Linked DNA regions of Homo sapiens: region 1 is linked to region 2. A link is a loop called in an ENCODE intact Hi-C map of the cell type or tissue named here. Cell type or tissue: B cell. All regions are shown on one strand.

Region 1 (8,000 bases), 380 kb after region 2:
GACAGCTCGGGGACCATGCAGGCCCGGGTGGGCGTGTGGGCTCACATAGCTCGGTGGTGAACAGCTGGCACGTCTCTGGGTTGCGGACGATAAGGGCCACGTAGACTTGAGGAGCCCGCTGGTGCTCCCGGTAGGCAGCCAGCCTCCGCAGGACCGCGACCAGCGACACGATGGATTCTGGGCAATACAGCACGTCTACGGTGAAAGCTTCAGGTTACTGAAAGGGACCAGCGGACAGTTCCAGGTCATGCTGACCTCAGCAGCAGGGCGAGGCCAGAGAGGCAGCAGTCATATGAGACTAGTAGATGCCATTTGACCATTTGGGCCATTAGATGGAAAGGCAATTGCTTGGGTGAAAAAGGAGAACCCTTAGTAGAGAAAGCTGCAAAAGACCGAAGCAAAAGAAAAAAATCTCCAGACTCACTGGTGTTCCTTAAAAAATGAGCTCTGGTTCTCGGCCTATCTAGAGGGCTGTGAATGACACAAAGCCTGACCCTGCCATGAACTTCGTGTTTCAGGTGTCTGCCGATTTGTCTGCTGGCTTGCAGGGGTGGGCCTGTGTCCCTGGCCACCGCTGGACCTGTGGGTTTCAGGGCTGGGACCCAGGACCACAGGCAGAGCTCTGTTCAACCAGAGAGGAGACCGAGTGTGCTGGCAGGGGCGAGGGGTTTTCGGTGGCCCAGCCAAACACCACCTTCTCTCAAGGGCCCTGTCCTCATCCCAGAAGTGGTTGTTTTCCTCCTGTGGTCTCTGAAAGACAGAGGCATGGCTCTGGGACAGAGCCATGTGGTGATGACTGTAATGGGAGTATGCCTGTCTCCAACAAGAGGGCTGTGGCTGGAAGGTCACCTTAAGAGGCACCCCTGTCCTTTGATGTCACCCTGGAGGCCCAGAGTAACTCTTCTGGAAGCCCCATCATGTCCATGCCCGACAGCGTCCATTGTTCCCTTTTCCCAGAGCCCAGAGCTGGGTAGAGCTGCAAGGACACCGCCTGCACAGAGTGCCCGGGGCTGGGCATTGCCTGCTGCAATGACAACATCTGGCTGGATGGCAGAGAGCTGATGGACCGTCGCGACGTCCCAGTCCAGCTGGGCCACTGTCACCCTGGGGCTGTCTAAGTTGGCAGAGATGTCTGCCTCTAATGAGAGGCCATTGAGAAGGACATTCCCTCGGAGCTTCTCGAGGACCTGGCTGTGACAGTCGCTGAAGATGTATGCCTGGAGGCGGCACATCTTGCAGATGGCCAGGCCTGTGAGGCTGGCGCCACTGCCAAGCTCTAGGACAGTCCTGGCGGGAGGAAAGGGGACCATGTCTGTAACTGCACCAGGGTGAGCCTGCCTCGGTGTCCTGCCGTGCGCCCCGAGGTCACCTATGAGAGAAGGCTGCCGGGTTCTCGATGGCCCATTCTGCCAGGTAGAGGGCAGCATCTCATGTGACCAGGCCTGTGATGCCATGGGAGATGATGGCTGTGCTCTCGGAGAGTGTGACTGAGCCTCCCGAGGGCTGCACCAAGAGAGGGCGAGAGAGTCAGTCCAGCAATCAGAAGGCAAGTGGCTTAGAAGACAAGTAGCCATCCACCACATGGCTGAATAAACCATGACAGGACCAATCGCCACTCAGCAATGAGAAGCAGCTAACTGTTGACATGCCAACAGCTTGCACGGGCCTCAAGGGTGTCACGTGGCATGAAAGACACTCATCTCAGGCCACACAGGATTCCATTCATCGAACATTCCTGAGACAACGGAATTCTGGTGATGGAGCACAGGTCAGTGGTGGCCAGGGGCCAGGTGTGGCTATGAAGGGGTGGCTGCCTTGTGATGATTCAATATGCTATGTTTTTCCTTTGTGGTTTTCTGTATCTATGTTTTATCTTATTTTCTTTTGAGCTCTGTCACCCAGGCTGGAGTCAGTGGCACAATCTTGGCTCACTGCAACCTCTGCCTCCTGGGTTCAAGCAATTCTCCTGCCTCAGCTGCCCAAGTAGGTGCAACTACAGGCATGTGCCACCATGTGTGGCTAATTTTTCCACTTTTTTTTGAGACAGAGTTTCCCTCTCGTTGCCCAGGCAGGAGTGCAATGGCGTGATCTTGGCTCACTACAACCTCCACCTCCTGGGTTCAAGAGATTCTCCTGCCTCAGCCTCCCGAGTAGCTGGGATTAGAGGCACCTACTACCACACCCGCTAATTTTTGTATTTTTAGTAAAGACAGAGTTTCACCATGTTGGCCAGGCTGGTCTCAAACTCCTGACCTCAGGTCATCCACCTGCCTCAGCCTCCCAAAGTGCTGGGATTACAGGCATGAGCCACCACGCCCGGCCTGATTTTTGTATTTTTAGTAGAGACAGGGTTTCACCATATTGGCCAGGCTGCTCTTGAACTCCTGACCTCGGATCCACCCACCTCAGCCTCCCAAAGTGCTGGGATTACAGGTGTGAACCACCACACCAGGACCTGTCAAGTATTCTTTGAGGACTGGACACCAGGTCCTTGTGAAGCAGGTAGAGTGTGTCACCTATTGGACAAATGCCCAACAACCCCATGAGACATGCTGTTGTTGTTGAAGTGCTTGATTTACAGACAGGGAAACTGAGGCTAAAGAAGGTTGACGGACCTCATGTCTAAGACTGCAGAATGGGTGAGTCAGGATTTGAACCCACACCCACGTTTTCACTTTGTGCAGGAAGGGTATCTGGGCTGTGAGGGGGAGGAGGGTGCCCTTCTCATACCAGCAAATAGCTCGGGTGGCCCTGGGTGGACTCCTTGGCCATCAGGGTCTCTGCCAGGTCCTCGTACAGCTTGTCCAAAAGCTCTGTGTGGACAGCCTCGTGCTGGGGTCAGACAGAGTGAGAGCTTGTTTGCTTTCGTTCTAATCTGTAAAAATGGTCAGATGATTTTCACCAAGTTTGGAGGGGAGATTTGGGATGGAATGGTGTAATACCAGCCAGCTGGCATGTAAAATATTCACTTCATTGGGCATGGTGGTGTGTGCCGAATAGTCCCAGCTACTCTAGAGGCTGACATGGGAGGACTGCTTGAGCCCAGGAGTTCGAGGACAGCCTGGGCAAGAGACCTTGTCTCTAAAAAAAAAATTCACTTGGTAGGGAAACCTGGATGGGAGGGCCTTCAACGAGAGGTGTTGAGAGGGTAGGGTTAGGTGTAGTCTAGGGCAGGAGACAAGGATTCCGTGAGAGCTGCCACATGACCATGACAGAGAGGAGGAAAACAAAAGGTGCTTTTAAGTGAGCCCAGGCAGAACTGTGAGGGCGGCCCATGCTGCAGGCTGTGGCTGTCAGCAGGCTGCTTCTCCATGGCTGGCCCCATCTTAAGATTCACAGGGCAGCAACAATATACACTGGGTGACTGCTGCCCTCTCCTGGTGGCACAGGGCAGACCTGCTGGTGACCACAGATGCACCCTTTTGGGGAGGATTAGGGAGAAAGCAGGTATTGGAGAAGCAGGGGATTGTTTACTTGCTAAAAGTGTGGCCCTTTCACTAAGATAGGTCTGCTACTGCCTACTGAGGAATGGCCTCTCGACATCCTTATGTCAAACCCTGCACTTTCGGGCCCATCTTTAAAATCCATCCTAGGCCAGGTGCGGTGGCTCATGCCTGTAATCCCAGCACATTGGGAGGCCGAGGCAGGTGGATCACCTGAGGTCAGGAGTTCGAGATCAGCCTGGCCAACATGGTGAAACTCTGTCTCTACCAAAAATACAAAAATTAGCCAGGCATGGTGGCATGTGCCTGTAGTCCCAGCTTCTTAGGAGGCTAGGCACGAGAGTTGCTTGAACCCAGGAGGCAGAGGTTTCAGGGAGCCGAGACTGTGCCACGGTAATCCAGCCTGGGCAACACAGTGAGACTCTGTCTCAAAAAAATAAGTAAAAAATAAAATCCATCCTGCATCAGTCAGGAAAGAGCTCATTCCAGCAGGATCAATGCAGAGAATTCACCAGAGGAACTAGTTCCAAAGGTATGGCAAGAGCTAAACCTTCCAACAGGGGCCCATGGGGCAACCCAGAGACAGACAAGAGCAGGAAACTCCAAACCCTTCGGCGGGCAGGACAGAGGGTGTGGGTGAGGGTTCCAGTGCTGTGGGCTGGACCAGCCTGGTAGGAATGAGAATCCATATGCTAGGAGCTGGGGCCCCAGAGAAGCAGCTGCTGTGGAAACCCCAGGAGGCAGAGTGAGGGAGAGACACTGGCCTCCCCTTCTTCCTGCCCTGCACTGTCTCCCATGGGTCACACGTGGCTGCAGCCAGTTGCCTGGGGAGGCCCCTGTCATGCTGCTGTTTGCAAAGCAGGCCCAGGGCCTGGGAAGGACAGGGGCTCCAGCACGCAGGTGGCTATGCTGTCTGGCTACTGGGCGGACACTCCCCATAACGGACCTTTTTGGTGAGTTCTGAGAGAAAGCACCGGGCATACTTGACTGACAGCCGGTGCTTCACACACACAGGATGCTTCACAGTCTACGGCAAAGGACAGAACGTTGGTTGCTCGAGAGCCCGTCTTAAGTCCCCTATGAGCTTCAAGCCAACACAGCAGAGGGCAAACTCCAGGCTACCCGATCCCTCAGCAAAGATGTAGATGGACACAGCGTTCTGGCCCCATGCATCTGAAGTTTGTCTTAAGATATAAACCGTTTCCTAAAAATGCTTCCACTGCAGTGGCACAGGCTATGGCAGCATTTCTAATGCCCATTCTGAGCAGGAACACAGGGCACGTGGGCCCAAACCACCTCCCTCCCAGGGGTGCCAGTGTGAACCAGGGTTTGCAGTAAGGACAGTCGCCAACTGTCTGGCTCTATGGAAGAGGCGGGAAGGCCCACTTGGCAACTGCTCTCTTGGAGTGTGTGTCCCTGGGGACAGGATGGAGGGGAGGGGACGCTCAGGGTGACACTCCAGCTAAAGTCGAGAGAAGCCGAGTGCAGGACGAGCAAGTTCCAGGCAGTGGCAACAGCTGGTGCAAGCTCTGAGGTGGCCGCGGCCTGGCACTTGGAACGGAGGGCAGAGGGACTGCTGCAGCAGGAGGGGGGCGGTGGGAAAACAGGAGCCTGGAGGGAGAGGGAGGAGACGGTCCGCAGTGCCTGCTGGCTGGGAGGGATGCAGATTCTGCCCAAGGGCAGCAAAGTACCCCACGCAATACACAGGCTCTTCAGGCTGGTGCTGGTTTTTCATTTTTTCTGACACACAGTCTCGCTCTGTTGCCCAGGCTGGAGTGCAGTGGCCCAATCTTGGCTCACCGCAGCCTCTGCCTCCTGGGTTCAAGCGATTCTCCTGCCTCAGCCTCCCAAGTAGCTGGGACTATAGGCGTGCACCACCATGCCCAGCTAATTTTTGTATTTTTAGTAGAGGTGGGTTTTTGCCATGTTGGCCAGGCCGGTCTTGAACTCCTGACCTTAGGGGATACGTCCACTTCAGCTTCCCAAAGTCCTGGGATTACAGGTGTGAGCCAGTGCACCCAGCCTTGTGCTGGGTTTTAAAGCAGCTATCCCTACATTTCATGCTTCACCACCTACGAGAGTGAGGCTCAGGGTGAAACTCAGAGCAGGGTGCGAGATAACTTCAGGTATCTCCATGCTCGAAGCCCTGACCTACTGCATTGCCCCGAAAGTCTTCCCTCCTGTGGCTGCATCTTTTCCACATGGATAATCTTGGTTCACCTCTAGCACAAGAATTCTTCACCGGGGCCCCTAGGATGGGCTGGCTGGGTGGAGGTGGAGGATGTCTGCCTCCAGAGTTTGTATGGAAAATGTATTCTTCTGGTGCACTTCTCTCTGGGAGGGAGTCTATTGCTTTGTCTTTTCAGAAGGGCTCATGGCCCTTCAAAGGTGAAGACCCAGGATGCAGGGTGATCTGCACTTGGCCCTCAAGGCCAAAGTCAGGCTGTGGCTGGGCGGGGTGGTGATCCTGCCTCTCACCTGCATGCAGATGCTCTTGAGTCCAAACCCCACCCTGGGCAAAGTAAGGGCCCATTTAGGTCTAGAAGAGACAGGAGTGGGCAGGACAGGTCTCATGAATGCAAAAAAGAAAGTCTCTGAGCATCTACCAAATGCTAGAAGCTGTTTTGCACCTGTCATCTCTGTTTTTGCTGTAGATGGTTTAAAAAACTTTCCCTAGATTCCCCCCTCTCATGCAGATTTTTGTATATTCTGATGTCTTTGTCTAAGTCTTAGATAGAAAATGAAAGAGCTGGAGCTGTCGGAGGTGCCGACACCCACCTGCAGTGCTGACTCAATGTTCAATGTTCTTTGAACAGGTGTGTTTTTAAAGGGTACAAGCACACCTGTGGTTCTTCTCTCAGGTCTTCCGGAGAGATTCAGGAGGCAGGGTCATGAGTCCCAGGGACTCTGGGATTCTTACAAATATCTGGGATTCTGCAAAATATCCCGCAGAAGCTCAGAATCTGATGAGTCTCTTAACTTTGCTTCTAAGCTCTGTGTGGAGGGGAGAGAGAGAAATCTCAAGGGCGCTTTCACAGGAACATTAAACACGCAATAGAATGTGTTGGCAAAGCGCTGTGTGATCTCTCCCTGGGGACGTGGAGCCAGTTGGAAGTGGAAGCCACAGCAGCTGAAAGCCTGACCTTCAGATGTCGCAGGGTGCACCTGGATGAGTCACAGGAAGAAGGCTAGAAGACTGACTCTTGGCCGCATTAGTCCTGGCTACTTAGAGGCCACCTGGGTCATGGGCCAGCTCCCTGGTTGCACTGGTCAGCCAGGATTGCACTGGTTACCAGGGCAGCCATGGCACCAAGGTTTGATGGGCTTGCCATCTAAGTGGAAATGCAGAATGTGCCCATACCAGCCTGGGTTACATTGTCCTTTTACAGGGGCCTCAAGCCCAGCAGCGAACTTTGGCTCCCGAATTAGGTAGACTGTCTCGGCTGGTATGTGACACAGGGCAAGGCACTTCATTGCTTCAGAGCTCCTTCCATTGCCGTAAAAGGCCCTACAAGACCTGGTCCTAATCCCTCTCTCTGGCCTGTTCTCCCTCACCCCTGGCCAACCCTGCTCACTCCACTCCAGCCACACTGGCTGCCTTGCTGTTGTTCCTCAACCACAGCTGGCTTGTTTCCACCACAGGACCTGTGCATATCCTGTTCCCCCAAGCCCTTCCCATGGCTGGCTGCTTCACCACTCAGGCCCCAGTTCAAATGCCACCTCTTTGGGGAAGGCTTCCCTGATTCCCCGACTTTGGTGACTCTTCTCCCCAGTTGCTCCATTCACCATTTCCCTGTTTTATTGGCTTTAAAGCCACTCTCATCTGGTCTTTTCTTGTTTCTTCATTTCTTTGTTTATTCTCTGGCTCTCCCATGCAAGCAGACCCTCATCTGTCACGGGTACTGCTGATCCATGGTGTCTGGCTCATAGAAGGCATTTATTAAACATTTTGAGACTGAATAAAAACACTATCTAACACTGACATGCATTTACCATGAGCCAGGCACTGATCCACAGGCTTTTGTACTCAACCCTGACAACAACCCTAAGAGGTAGGTATCATTCTATCCCCCATTTTATTAATAAGAAAACAACAGCACAGAGAGATGCAGTCACTTGCCCAAGGTCACACAGGGCCAGGGGTTGGGCCAGGTTTCGAAGCAGGCAGGCTGTCTCCTGGGTCTGAACTCTCAACTACTGCACCCTAATCAAACAATCCCTCTGGTCAAATGTGAGTGGTAATAATAGTACCCACCTCGTGGGTGTTGAGGGTGAGCCCAAGTTAGCATTCAGCGTGGGCATGTGAACAATTATAGTCAATATTGAATGGAGACCTATGATGCTTTTATGAAGGTTTCTATTTTGGGTTAAAAGTGCACAAATTTCTCCTGACCGGAAATGATCTCTGAGTGCAAATATTTCATATCAATGGAATAACGCAAATGATTAAGCAACACCCCATAAAATGGGGCAGACCCAGGGAGGAATATATATCCAAACTCACTCATCCCAGTGAGCTCACCGCACATGAATTACAAATGGGGCCGGGTGCATTAA
Region 2 (8,000 bases):
AAACGTACCCCCTGGTGGGTGCGGATGCTGGGGGAGGTGACGGTGAGGTGGGTAGGGGATATATATAGCCTCTCAATTCTGATGTGAACCAGAATCTCCTCTAAAAAAAAACTTTTTTTTTTTCTAAAAAGTGAAAAAATAAGGAGAAACAGACAAATTCATCATCAGAGGGGGAGTTTTGTTTTGGTTCTTGTTTTTGTTTTTTTAAGAAACTGTATGAATAGGCTAAGCCAACAGGAAGAATTAGCAAAGACACACAAAATATTAACCACACGGCCAACAGGTATAGCTAAGTGGATGGCATGTGGAACTGTGCACTAGGGGATTAGACGGAATCTTCTCAAGCACAAGAGAACATTCAGAAACCAGCACACACAGGGGCCACAACACAAGTCTCTGTTCACAGATCCAGATTGGGACAGACCATACTCTCCAACCACTGGGTAATTAAGTTATAAGCGAATAACAATAAGTTAATATGAAAAAGTACCATCCAATTTAAATTTGGAAATTTAAAACTTCTAAGTAATTCTAGATAATTAACTTTTAGGTAATTACTTCTAGATAATTCCTGGGCTAAAAAATCCAAAATGGAAATTAGAAATTGTTTACAAGTAAATGATGTCAAATTTTGCAGCAAAAACAGTCAGAGGAAAATGTATAGCCTTAAATTCTTAAATCAGAAAATAAGCTAAACTGCTAAATGAGACAAAGAAAAACAGAATAAATCCAAAGGAAAAAGAAGAAAAGAAGGAATAAAGAATGGACAAAAACTGATAAAACAAAAAGACTACAGAGGATCAACACAGCCAAACTGGATCTGAGATGGTTCTTAGATACAACATGTAAAATCCCAACAGTGTCTTACATGGAACTTGACAAGCTGAGGCTTCAAAACACACCTAACGACAAAACCAAGATGGGGCCTCTTACCCATCAGATACCTGTGAGAGACAGCATGATACTCCTGCAGGACTGGGCAATTTTTATAAATTTTTTAAATTTTAAATTCTTAAACTTTTTGTAGAGATAGAGTCTCACTATGTTGTCCCGGCTGATCTCAAACTCCTGGGCTCAAGGGATCCTCTTGCCTTGGCCTCCCAAGGTGCTATGATTACAGGAACGAGCCACTGCACCTGGTCTGGGCTGGACAATTTGACCAACAGAACAGAATTAAGAGACACAAACACATGCCAACATGTAACAGAGATGAATTCGTGTCTTAGTCTGTTTTCTGTTTTTTTGTTTGTTTGTTCTTTTTTTTGTTTTCTGTTTTTTGTTTTGTTTTGTTTTGTTTTTTTGAGACAGTCTCACTCTGTTTCCCAGGCTGGAATGCAGTGGCGTGATCTCGGCTCACTGCAACCTCCGCCTCCTGGTTTCAAGCTATTCTCCTGCCTCAGCCTCCAGAGTAGCTGGGATTACAGACGCGCGCCACCACATTTGGCTAATTTTTGTATTTTTAGTAGCAACGGGGTTTTGCCATGTTGGCCAGGCTGGTCTCAAACCCCTGACCTCAGGTGATCCGCCCGCCTCAGCCTCCCAAAGTGCTAGGATTACAGGCGTGACCCACTGCGCCTGGCCGGGAATGGGTAAAATTTTTTTTCTTTTTGAGACGGAGTCTTGCTTCGTCGCCAGGCTGCAGTGCAACAGCACGATCTCGGCTCACTGCAACCTCTGACTCCCTGGTTCAAGGGATTCTCCCACCTCAGCCTCCCAAGTAGCTGGGATTACAGGCACACGCCACAACACCCAGCTAATTTTTTTTTTTTTATTTTTAGTAGAGACGGGGTTTCACCATGTTGGCCAGGATGGTCTCGATCTCCTGACCTCGTGATCTGCCCACCTCAGCCTCCCAAAGTGCTGGGATTACAGGCATGAGCCACGATGCCCTGCCTGGGAATGGGTAATTTTTAAATAAAATTTATTTCTTACAATTCTGTAGGCTGGAAAGTTCAAGGTCAAGGGGCCACATCTGTTCTGGGCCTTCTTGCTGGTGGGGACTTTTCCCAGAGTCCCAAGGTGGCGCAGAGCATCACATGGCCAGGGGGCTCATGAGGGCCAAACTGGCTTCTGTAACAGCCCCACTCTCATGATAACTACCCCACTTCTGTGATAACCCATTAATCCATTAACCCATTCATGAGGGCAGAGCTCTCATGACTCGATCACCTCTAAAAGGCCTTACCTCTTAATACTGTTACACTAGGGATTAAGTTTCAGCATGAGTTTTGGAGGGGACAAACATTCAAATCATAGTAATTAGTATCAGAAGACATAAGAATGATACAAAACAGTAAGAAAAGGACCAATAACCTCATGGGAAAGGGGGAGAGATGGGGGCACAGAATCACAGCTGGAAGCAAGCACTTGACAAGATGCTCAGTCTCAGGAGAGGTTGGAAAAAGGGACATTCAAACCACAGCAATCAGCACTTCACATTCATTGACTGATGAAAGGGAAGAATCCAACAATACAAATGCAGGTGTATGTGCAAATACACAGCACACCCAAAATGTGGTAGAAGAAGAAGAAATTTGCATAGACATTTCTTTCTTTTTTTTTAAGAGTCTGGGTCTCACTCTGCTGCCCAGGCTGGAGTGCAGTGGTGTGTTCATGGCTCACTGCAGCCTCAAACTCCTGGGCTCAGGTGATTGTCTCACCTCAGCCTCCCCAGTAGCTGGAACCACAGGCTTGCATCACCATGCTTGGCTAATTTTTAAAAGTTTTGTAGAAATAGAGTCTCACTATTTTGCCTAGGCTGGTCTGGAGCTCCTGGGCTCAAGTGATCCTCTTGCCCTGGCTTCCCAAAGTGCTGGGATTACAAGTGTGAGCCACTGTGCCTGGCCATATAGACATTTCTGATATGGCTACTATGAAGATAAAAGTGAGCCTAGAAGGTCTGTGTCTGCCACCTGAGAAAGGCCTGCCTACAGAGCTGGCCATTAGCTGGCATCCAGGAGCTGAAATGTCCCCTGTGCTAAGAGGCCGGGAAACCCAGCTCTGTGGCAGCAGCCCCCAGTGGGCTGTTGAACAAACACTGTGGCTTATGCAGGTGGAACACCAGCTTTCCTCCTGGGGAGTCAGGAATTGCGGCACGTGCCAGGCAGAGGGTGCCTATGTGATGGGCTTCCCTAGGGAGGGACATTTCACACATGTGGCTGCATTTTTTTCCTGGTGGGGGAGAGTGTGCTGTGTCCCCTCATGGGAGGCAGGGAGGAAGCTTCAGCAGCCTGCCCATGGATGATTGAAGACTCCGCCTGAGCTTCTGCTCCTCGCTGTGTCACTGCTACAAACCTTAGACAAGATGATAACTCGATGCCGAGTCTCATGAGTCCTTCTAGGGCCCCAGAATGTGTGGGCAGTGTTGGGAACCCCCGACAGTCACTCACATATATCCTACACAACCCAGCGATTCCACTTGCAGGTATATGGCCTAAAGAAACTTGCAAATGTCCACCTAGAGACAACACAAAACAACTCACAGTTCAGCAAAAGACACTCCACATCACTAGCCATTAAGGAAATGCAAACCAAAACCACAGTATACCACCTCACACCTACTGGGATGAAAAAAATGAAGAATAACAAGCTTTGGCAAGGATGTGGAGAAAACAGAACCCCATGCACTATGGGTGGGAATGTGTAATAGTGCAGCCACTGCAGAAACAATACGGTGGTTACGCAGAATATCAAAAATAGAATCATCACATGACCCAGCAATTCCACTTCCGTGTATATCCCCAAAAGAAGTGAAAGCAGGAACCCAAACAGATATTTGTACACCCAGGTTTATAGCAGCATTACTTGCATCTCCAAAAGGTGGAAACAACCCACGTGTCCACGGGCAGGTGAAAGGATGAGCAAAATGTGGCCCATCTATACACAACAGAGTATCATTCAGCCATAGGAAGGAAGCAGAGTCTGACATGCACTACAGCATGGGTCAACCATGGGCACACTATGCTGGGCAAAATAAACCAGACACAAAAAGACCCTGTCTCTACAAAAAAAAAGTTTTTAAAAATGGCTAAGATGGTAAATTTCTTATGATGTGTGTTTTACCACAATTAAAAAAAAAAAAAGAATATTAGTGGAACAACTGGGAAAAAAATTACAGCAGCATTGTTGGTAAGAAGGAAACCTAACTGCCCGTCCCAGGAGAACAGACAAACAGCTCGGCTCCCAGGCAGGCACTGAGGCAGTGACAGTGACCACATGTGGGTCGTCCCAGAAGCACAGCTTGGGTGAAAGCACACTGACGACTACATACACGTGGCGTGTTTCCGTGAAGTTTGGAAACAGGCGCAACGAAGCGATCTGCTGAGTCAGGACACAGAAGAGACCAAACTAGAAAGAAACATGCTGGCGAAGGGCAGACACAGACTCCCTGCCCCATCACTGAGGTGGGGCCAGGGCAGTGGTGAGGGAAGGCAGGGCTGCGGCCTCAGTGGGGCCTCTTTTTCTACACACAGCTGCAGCCGTCTCTTCTCTTTTCCATCGAGTTCTTAAAGGGTGACCAGCAGGCGGCGCTGGCACAAAGGAGAAGGCCTTCCTGACTGTGTCCAGGGCGCCAGCCACAGGGAAAGGCCTGAGGAAGAGGGCAGGGTCCCCTCTGCACCCAGGTCTCTGCCCTGTGTCTGAAGGAGATATTGGCAGGGGCAGGAGAGCTGGTCAACGTGAAGGCCCCAAGCTCAGTAGGTACCCACAGGCCTCAATGCTCAATTCAATGTTAATCCCTGCTCCTCCTTCTCCAGCTGGTGTGGGGAGAGTCCGCTGGAGAATCTTGGAACACTTCGACAGAAGGCTGCCTCCCCACGTTCCAAGTGCACCTCCTGCCTATCTGATGGAAGTGGTGGGAGGGTGTGGATCCCGAGTCTCCTTCCAGTGGCACAGGCTCTGCACCCAGGAAATGGGGCAAAGGGGTGTGGGAGGGGAGGGGCACTGACTCAGCCACCGCAGAACAGGGCCGCCTGCCACAGTGGAGCTACTGGAGACACAGAGTGTCTTCCACTAAGACAATCTGTGGAATCAATCCGTGCACACAGATCAGTCTATGCACGGCCCGACATTTGACCCGAACGGGCTGTCTGGGAGATGTGTGAAGCCTCACCTCCACACAGCTGTTGACTTCCTCTCCCGTGAGTCTGGACTGCACAGCTTTCTCAAGTGGCTCTGTGGCAAGCTGCACTGCGTGCTGAATCCGTTCGAGCATCTGCTTTTTATCGGGATCCGTGGTCTCATTTAATTTTACTGAAAATGGCTGCAACCATAAAGAGACGTCAAATCTATTAGATACTGCTCAGCAAAACCTAAATTCATAAAGGTGATTCCAGGTAGAAAACAGAACGGTTTTTCCCATGGCCCCATAGAGATAGAGAAGTGTGCAACCCAAGTGGCCAGGCAGTAAGGAACTAAGAGAGACTGAAGCTCCCGGCTCAGGAGCTCCTGGTTCTGCCCTCTCACGTGTGACCCTGGACAGGGCACCTAACCTCTCTGTGCCTCAGTTTCTCCAATGCAAATTGGGTGTGAGAGCAGTATTTCTAGGGCTGTTCTGGGGATGAGGAAAAGTAGGCCACCCAGTGTGTTCTGAGGTGTGCTGCAGACACATCCATCAGGAAGGTACTCAGGCCTCACTGACCTAAAAGATTGCTCAGCTCTAATTTTATTCCTGTTTTTAATTCCAGAGATAAAATGCCATAAGCATATCCATAATGATTACTGTAATTACTAAGGATAATTAGTAGAGAGTAAAATGACCTATTCTTACTATTGTAATAAAAATAAGTATATAACGATGGTTATTCAGAATGAAAATACTAGAGAGAACTAATTTCTTCAAAAGATTCTGAAAATTTACAGTATTACCAAATTAAAAAGCTTAGTATAGCTTTTGTATCTTGGGCAGAAGTTTCTGATTTAGTTGTAACCTTGGCATTGAAAATTAGACAGCAATATTGGTAAGCATTTTTATAAGTGTAATTAGTGGCACTGTGATGAATTCAGTTGTTTTCCTGTAAGTGGCAGGAATGTCACCTACTCTCCACTCCACTCCAGTACATCTTTGCTGGTGACTTTGTCACAGGCCAGGGGACCTTACCTATGGAGACTTCAGCGCCCCTGACGGAACTGGCTTGAGTAACATACACTTTGTGAAAGCCTGTGAGACTGACACTACCCTAGGGACAGTAGCCTACAAAGGACCGAGAACAGAAAGCAAAGGGCTCGGTTTCTAGAGCAGACAGCAAGAGGCCCACCTTCAGGGCGGCCTGAACATCCTCCAAGAGCTGTGCCGCTTCAGGCCTCTTCTCCCGATACTGCTCGAACAGGTGGTTCTGCCGGGCCCTCTTGATGATCTGGGGAGGGAAGGCAGACATTGGGGAGTGATGCTTGGATCCCACATGCATCCCTCTGCAGCAGGCCACTCTCTCCCTTGGCCAACTCTAAGTGAGGGTGAGGGTGGTGGGAGACAACTGTGGGCCCCGGACGTGCACACCATCATCAAATAGAAACACCACCCTCCATCTCCCACCTGCCAAGTAGTGCCCAAGGCCTAACATGATCTTTCTGACGCTTAATGAAATGAGCCCTGGGGGCCCCAGCTTCCCCTGCAAGCCACATGTCGAAGTGCGTGCTGTGGGAGGCCTTCCTTCTGCAAAACACCCAGGGCTACCGACCCCTGAGCAACATGCAGGTTTCTAACCGTGTCTGAACATCATAGAAATGATCATATCAGTAGCAGAAGTGGTAATATTAACTCACTGAGGGGATTAAAATGATGTTTATCAGGTGAAAACACAAGCTAGCTCAAGCCTACATTATTTACTTATGCGAAAGTTCTATCTTCTTTTACACCATCCAATTGCATTTAAAATTTAATCTTACAAATTCCCTTTACCTTGTCATCAATATCCGTAATGTTCATGCAATAAAAGACATCAAATTTGAAGTAATCCTTCAACACTCTTCTCAAGATATCAAAAGAGATGTAGGACCTAAAGCAATGAAAAAACAAACATTTCCACACCAGACGATATGTATAGCTTAACCTCCAACAACACGTGTTTGAACTGCATGAGTGCATTTATATATGATTTTCTCTGCCATCCCTGAAACAGCAAGACCCCCCCTTCTCCTCCTCAGTCTACTCAACGTGAAGATGGCAAGGATGATGACCTTTATAATGATCCACTTCCACCTAATGAATAGTAAATATATTGCCTCTCCCTTATGATTTTCTTCATAATATTTTCTTTTCTCTGGCTTCCTTTATCATTAGGAATACAGTATGTAATGTATATACAAAATATGTGTTCATTGACTGGCATGCTATTGGTCAACAGGAGGCTATTTTAGTGGTGAAGTTTTTGGGGAATCAAAAGTTATGTGTGGATTTTCAACTGTGCAGAGGGTCACACCCTCTACCCTCCAGGTTGTTCAAGGGTTGACTATACATGACCTTGGCACTGCAACTAAAACATGAACACATAAAAGGACTCTGTGGCATTTACCCCAACAGCCAGCTACTCGTCAGGAGCTACAGCCATGACCATCCAGTGGTCGGGGGGCGGTCACAGCCAACCCAGCGTCAGGCCTGTCAGGTCTGAGTGTCACGGGAACTCAGCATCTGGGGACCCCACGAGAGCTTGAGGGATGAGAGAAAACTTTAAGGTATGTGAGAAAAAGTGCCCAGGTCGAGTCCAGCATGTTAGCAGTGGGGCTATGGACATTTTCTTTTTGGTGATCTGTAGTCTTTCTGCAGTGAATATAGATTACTTATGGCATTAAAATTTTCATCTTAAAAATAAGAGAAGAAATTCAGTCTTGATTCCTCAAATCTCAGGTCTCTGTAGCAGATCTAAGATCTTTGTGGACCTAAGATCGCTGCTGTGGATCCCAATGGCTCTGACTTCTGCGTGCAACTGCAGAAGCTGCAGGGACACCCCGCGGTGGACCTACCTGGCGTGCCCCATGTGAGATGCGTCATAGACGGTTGGCCCACA

What was found. Hi-C counts contacts between places; a loop is a spot of excess contacts. Peaks named below come from ENCODE experiments on the same cell type or tissue, not always from the same donor. Only the 100,000 strongest peaks of a DNase experiment are listed, where the experiment ranks them.
Region 1: a loop joins it to region 2, with 14 times the contacts of the local background. A loop is called at or near these places in 7 of 110 quality-filtered maps.

The regions. Positions count from the first base shown.
Region 1 is chr11:3,413,810-3,421,809 of GRCh38, forward strand. It overlaps the pseudogene FAM86GP. Among named protein-coding and RNA genes, the nearest start is that of ZNF195, 39 kb to the left of the region's middle. In B cell, a CTCF peak has its summit at 3,357 (motif pointing left); a DNase peak (open chromatin) is centred at 3,345.
Region 2 is chr11:3,032,940-3,040,939 of GRCh38, forward strand. CARS1 (cysteinyl-tRNA synthetase 1) reads right to left here. Exons shown (of 23, transcript NM_001014437.3): 4 at 7,957-8,000; 5 at 6,896-6,992; 6 at 6,255-6,353; 7 at 5,111-5,260. It overlaps CARS1-AS1 (CARS1 antisense RNA 1), which reads left to right. Exons shown (of 2, transcript NR_046580.1): 2 at 7,841-8,000. Among named protein-coding and RNA genes, the nearest start is that of CARS1-AS1, 7.5 kb to the left of the region's middle. RefSeq lists an enhancer at 7,112-8,000. In B cell, CTCF peaks have their summits at 4,528 (motif pointing right) and 4,728; DNase peaks (open chromatin) are centred at 2,632, 3,712 and 4,512; H3K27ac peaks cover 2,711 bases.